2 separate regions of the Mus musculus genome follow, and region 2 is linked to region 1. The links are chromatin contacts, found by Hi-C or POLR2A ChIA-PET in ENCODE. All regions are on one chromosome and are shown on one strand. Each heading gives the region's core, a stretch centred on a gene start or an enhancer-like site at or near the end of the contact. The rest is flanking DNA. Distances are from core to core; before and after follow the strand shown. Region 1 holds the start of Mex3b (mex3 RNA binding family member B). Region 2 holds the start of Stard5 (StAR-related lipid transfer (START) domain containing 5).

Region 1 (2,893 bases), core at 197-2,696:
CCTCAAAGCTTTGATTTTACAACCTGGAAGCCAGGGTTCAAGGGAGGGAGTAGGAGAAATAGAGAAAGAGACACGCCCATTATCCCAGGATAACCGCGGAGACCCGGGACAGCCCGCGCCCAAGGCAGCTGGGCAGCAGAACACGCGACCAGAGAAAGGGGGCGTCTCCCTCGCTGACCCCGAACCGCGCTAGGAGCTGGACCGCCGGTTCTGTCCTCGAAACGCTCGAGGAATAAATAGCCCATTGGCTGCCTGGCCCTCCCCCGGTAACTGCAGTCGTCCCAAGCAAAGCGCAGAACCCCAGAAAAGTCATCTAGGGGGATGCTGCTGGTATCCAACTGAGCACACTGATTGCCTTGAAGACCAGGGGCTCCCGGGAAGCCGCGATCCCTAGACTCTGGAGGACTAGGGGTGGGGTTAAGAGAATGGCAGTCCTGGGACCCATTGTTCCTTCCCTGGACTCTATTCCATTCCGCTTTGCAGAAATCCCGAATCCTCATCCCTTCGGACGACCCCCCCCCATACTGCCCCCTCCCAAAGGACCACCAGAGGTCCCCTCCCCCAGTATATTATATTTTAAACATCTTTCCTAGAGTGGACTAAGTCTGGAGCACTAGAGGAAAAGGCAGTGATTTTAGCAGGAGAAAGTGCATCCCGCCGCGGCACTGGCGCCGCTGTGGAAGACAGCCTGCCTGCACTTTCTTTGTCTAGTGCGCCGGCCCATCGCGCGGCTCTTCCTCCCTCCCCAAGGCTCCCCCGCGCCACAGCTCCCGTTCCTGCACCCGCCCTCACAGTGAGGCGGTGGCGGAGATCCTACACACCCCTCCGGTCCCCATCCCTGCCGGACCCACCTTGCCTCCCTACGATCTCCGCGACGTGTTCGGAACTGGGTACCGGCACGCACTCGGTCATGTTCACGCTCTTCTTGCGCGGTTCGCTGTCGTACAAAGAGGCGCCCTCATCACTGTCCAGTCCCAACAGGGAGAGCTGATCGAGCGCAAGCTGCAGGGCTCTTTGGTCATCCAGAGTCTCTCCCCCGCCGCTGCCACCGCCGCCTCCCCCGCCGCCGCCTCCCCCGCCGCCGCCGCTGCCGTTGCGCTCCAGGTCTGCAAACAGCGAGCTGGGCATCGCTCCGCCGTGCGCGCCGCGCCCCAGCCGGCTCTCTGCTCGGCAGCTAGAAGGTGCAGCCACAAAGGCAGCCGGGAAGCCGGCAGTCAGGGGCGGGGAGGCCGGTCGGCTGCGGAGGGCTCCGTGGCTCGTTTTTCGGCGCTCGGAGGAGTGGGTCTCTGCGTGCAATCCGCACCGGGCAGTGGCTGCAAGAGCCCCCGCCTGGGTCCCCACCCCAGATCTGCTGGCGGTTGGGGTGGGGGCAGAGCTCGAGCGGCGGCCGCGCGTGCCCCCCGAGTGCCCGGCTGGCTGGCCACAATGCCGAGCGCAAAGCGAACAGGCGAGCGACAGCAGCGTTTCTTTAAGGAGCCCCTCCCCGGCTCCTCCACTCCCTCCCTCCCTCCCTCCCGCCCGCCCTCACTCAGCGCTTTTTCCTCCTCTCCTACCCGCCTCTTGACTGAGCCTCTGCAGCCAGACGGCTCCGGAGGGGGACGAGGGAGGCGCAACGTCACCGGCGGGAGCTGACACTACAATGCTACTGACACTATCGCTGGGGGAGGCGATTGGCGCGCGCCAGGCCGGGGGCGGGCGGAGGCCGGGGCTGAGAGAGCGGAGCCAGCGCCACCCCCATCGAGCTCGCCGCAGCCCGCCCCGGCCTCCTCCCGGCCGCGCCCCTCCCCCGCCGCCGCCGCGAACGCCTCTCTTTGTTGTCTAATGCGGGACCGGCTGGCTCGGGACATTTATATGTACCTATCAGCCGAGGACAACCACTGTCCTCAAGTCTCTTTCCTCTCCAGGTTGAGAAGAAAAGGCGCCCAACTGTGATGCCAGCCGCCAAGCTCCAAAGAGCGGTCCTTCTAAAGTCCCGTTACTGCCCCCAAATAAAGCATCCCTGGAGCCGACGCGACCACTAGGTGGACGGTATACTGTACAAGGTATCTGTACCACAGGGCGGCCCAACCCTGGGACGCGGAACCAAAGGCTCGAGATCCTGGGCCCCATTGGTATTGTGACTGCTGGGCGCGAGCTGCCCACCTGCGCGGGAGCGCACGCCACACAAAAGACACGCCCGCCCACACTGCCACTCGCGCGCGCGCTCACATTTCCGTCCCCTTGGGTAGCACTTTGCCCAAGTGGCCCTGAAAGAACGAATGCCAAAACCAGAAACCGGTTGCAGAAAGGGCCCGACCCGCACCGCTGCAGGTGACCTCTAGGGTCCCGCACATGCCTGGCGCGCGGACTGAGACCCCGCGGGCTCCCACACGCGCACGAGCGCCGCGCGCCCACTGCCGGGACGCCAGCCCTACACTGCCCGGGAACAGTGAGGGCGTGCGCGCCCGCCGCTCCCAGGCCCGCCCCTCCCTGCGGTCAGGCATGCGCAGTGCCTGAGAGGAGCCCAGAGCGCGCCGGCCCCGCCCTCCGCCCAGCCCGGCCCCGCCGGGAGGTGTGTGGTCGGGCCTGGCGCTCTTTGTGCGCTTCTCGGGTTGGGGGAGGCGGCGGAGGAAGGGTGCGACAGGACTAGCGGGCGGCCAAGGCGAACTGCGCCCCCTCCTGGCTTCTCCACCGATAGCCTCCGAGCGCAAGCGAAAAGAAAGGAGGTTTTGAGGGGCGGGCCGGGGCGGGGTTCGGGCCTCGGCGCATCTCCCTCCTGCGAGAGGAGGACGCCCCTTCCCTGCTCAAAGCGCATCCGCTTCTCCGTCCTTTGTTCCCGGAGCCCGCCTGTTTATCCGCGCCCCTGCGCCCTGCAGGCTAGTAGTCCAGGCTTTCCCTAATCCTGTTAAGGTCT
Region 2 (2,893 bases), core at 223-2,722, 760 kb before region 1:
GGGGAGGCCAAGCCTTGCCCTGCAATTCCTCAGCTATAGTCTGTAGATTCTGCTGAGGGTTTCTTAGTCTCTCAGAGACACATTGTTTCCTGCCAGGGACAAGGCTGGACTCGTCTGCATGGCACTCCTCTTGCCTACAGATGTTATAGATCCCTCTTCAGAGAGGTGGGGTCGGGGTGTTGCAGCAAGACAAGACACTACAGATAACACAGCCAGAGACACTTACATCCGTGATGCTCTGGACAATTTCAAAGCTGCTCACATTATCATCCCACTTCTCCCGGAGGCCCGAAGCAACTGGCTTTATGCAATCCCACACCTCTTCTGGTGTCCCACACAGAATCCCTTCTCCTCGGTACCTAGAATGGAGAGGAATTTGATCCACCGAGTCAATTAAACTTGTTTATCTTAGGATTTTATCTCAGGTCTATTACATTTTTGTTCTGGTTCTAGGACTTGCTGACAGAAAACGGCCTAAAATATGCTAGCCCATCTCCCCTCTAGCCTGCATAAACAAACAGGTACAAAGTCCTCACAGAACACAGCTTGCTAGAAACGATTCAAAACACAAGCTAATGCTTTTCTGGAAGGTAACTAGTGATCACAGAAGGCTGGGGCGGATTGGTATCTTTCATGATGCAACCCCAGAGACACCAGGACGGGAGTAAGGTTCTGACAGACTTTGTTAAAAGTGCGCACTTACAGATTCCCTGGAAACTCCTCAGATGGCCTCCAGGAAATTGAAACTCCATTCTGTCAAAAGGCATAGGATTGTAGAATTTTAGAGCTAGAGGAAGTCTTGGAGAGGAGATCTCAAGACTTGATTCCCCAAGGTCACCCAACCTGTTCCTGGCACAGTTGGGGTAACTGCCCCCTACTGCAGGCGATGAGCAGAGCGATCCTGGCTGGCTGATTCCTGGAGCTGTGGGAGTCTCTCCAGTCGCCTTAATGCCACCAAGAACTTTTTGTTTTCTCAAGCAATTTAAGGCTTTTTTTTTTTTTTTTTTTTTTTTAAATCAGAAGCGCCAAGGAAGGAAACTATTTCCCTGTCACTCCCTGGGAGAGGGATTGTGCAACAATGAACGGAGGAAAGACTTGGTACTTGGAGTTTCAGATCCAATCCTAACCTCCTAGCAGTCAGATGACCTTGAGTGGGTTTCGAAATGAAAGGGGCAGAGACCTCCAGGAGTCCCAGAGAGCATCAACCCGCAGTGGAATCAGTTTCTCAACCCACCTCTGGGGTCCAGGGTGCGGATAATCTCGGGGAGAGGAGAAGCCTAGGAGTTTGGAGGACTCCAAACCCTGCGAGCAGTCTCCAGACCCCTTTTCCCGCCCAGTCCCTCACTCACGCCTTCCCGACACTTCTTCCAGCCCGACGCGTCCCGCCGGTACCGGAGCACCTTCTCTGCCACCGCCTCACTCTCTTGCGTGGCCCAGGACGGGTCCATTCCGCCAACGTGCAGGCTCCCAGCTGTGCCACACAGGTTCTGCTGGGAGGAAAGCTGGGCCTTGGGCGGAGCCTGGAGCCCCGCCCCGAGCTCCGCCTCTCTTTCTGAATTGGTTTTCGCTCTCAGACAATTCCGTCCTTTCTTGATATTGGCCCGCCCTGCGCAGTAAGCGTCATCTCTGGGCGGGTCTCAGGCAGCTCCTTCTCCGCCACTGCAGGCTTTGGGCAGAGGCAGGAACCAGCTAGCTTAAGGAGTTTGGATGTTTACCCCTTGGTGCTGAGGTGCTTTCGGCCCCCAGTGAAACCGTGCAAACAACTTCGTAGTGGGATTCTGCAGGGTGGCCCGGAGAATGTGGAGGAGCCGGCCGGAGGTGGAGGTAGGCAGGAGGGGTACACACCAGTGTCAGTTCAGGAGGCCTGCACAGGAATGTCTGCTTCTGATAACAGAAACCGAAGCGATTCCCAATTTTATTTTATTTTATTTTTCCCCCTTGAGTAGCTAAATGCCTTTTCTGAGTAAAGGAAGAGACAACTTCGAATGGGTGGAGGAAGAAGCTGAAACCAATGTCAGATCTATTTAGTTCTAGACACCCAGGGAGCTCTTGATAGATATACATATCCAGCAGACAGCACTATGCATTGACGCCAGGTGGAGACCTCAGCTTTCCCTTGAGAGATATAATCCAGATTCTGGACATGGAAGCAGGAAGACCACTCATTAAAGGTCTGCCTGGGAAATTTAATGAGGCCAGCAGCTCAAAATAAAAGAAGTAGAAAGAGGGCTAGTGACATAGTGCAATAGTAGCATGCTCACCCAGCATGTGCCCTATCCCAGCATCATTAAATAGGCAAATAAATAAGCAGACTATTGGCAACTTCTGAACACAGAGGCAACCAGGCCCGTGGGAGAGTGTGGACTGGTATCCCCTCTGTAAGAGCAGCCCAGGTTCTCTCCTCTTCAAGCCTATTTCCAACTGATTGTTTGTAACCTCTCCATTATTTCCTCCAAAGACAAGGAAGGATGTGACTTGAAAGTCCCCTTTGGAAGAAAAGAGGGGCTGGCTGGCTGGGAAAGCAATTGGGCACCTGGAGCTCCAGTCCCAATATTGACTATGTAGGTTTGGGCAGGACTCTAAACATCTTTGAGATTTTCACAGACGTGAAATGTTATAATAACATGTATCTCCCTGGGCTACTGTGAAGAGTCCATGAAGAAGAGCATGTGAATTCTTCTGAGAGTCATAAAATAGATGGTTCACTCTGCCGTACTTTAAAGGTGAGTAGAATCATAAATGATAATCCGAGATAACGTTGAGATATGGTTTGACTAAAAGTCAACTGTTTGGCTCTTTAAACAAGGCTTTAAATTGTTAAGAACTGTTAAGAAAACTTAAGCAAAAAAAGAAAGCATCATACATGGAGAGATGCTTTGTGGCAAAATAAATG

Evidence for each region. A loop is a pair of places that touch in the nucleus more often than their neighbours do. ChIA-PET counts read pairs that join two places held with the same protein, here RNA polymerase II (POLR2A).
Region 2: a map of heart shows a loop between it and region 1 (2.9-fold over the local background). The contact joins the promoter of Stard5 here to the promoter of Mex3b in region 1. A Hi-C loop is called at or near these places in 5 of 37 maps with a recorded cell type or tissue (T-helper 17 cell, heart and regulatory T cell). POLR2A ChIA-PET finds 5 or more read pairs at or near these places in 1 of 5 experiments (Patski).

The regions. Positions count from the first base shown.
Region 1 is chr7:82,865,886-82,868,778 of GRCm38, reverse strand. It overlaps Mex3b (mex3 RNA binding family member B), which reads right to left and starts at 1,446. Exons shown (of 2, transcript NM_175366.3): 1 at 852-1,446; 2 at 1-23. The coding sequence starts at 1,128. Gm36584 (a long non-coding RNA gene) reads left to right here and starts at 1,483. Exons shown (of 5, transcript XR_003946820.1): 1 at 1,483-2,893.
Region 2 is chr7:83,630,596-83,633,488 of GRCm38, reverse strand. Stard5 (StAR-related lipid transfer (START) domain containing 5) reads right to left here and starts at 1,472. Exons shown (of 6, transcript NM_023377.4): 1 at 1,350-1,472; 2 at 704-753; 3 at 227-359. The coding sequence starts at 1,448. Gm16638 (predicted gene, 16638) reads left to right here and starts at 1,648. Exons shown (of 4, transcript NR_166697.1): 1 at 1,648-2,723.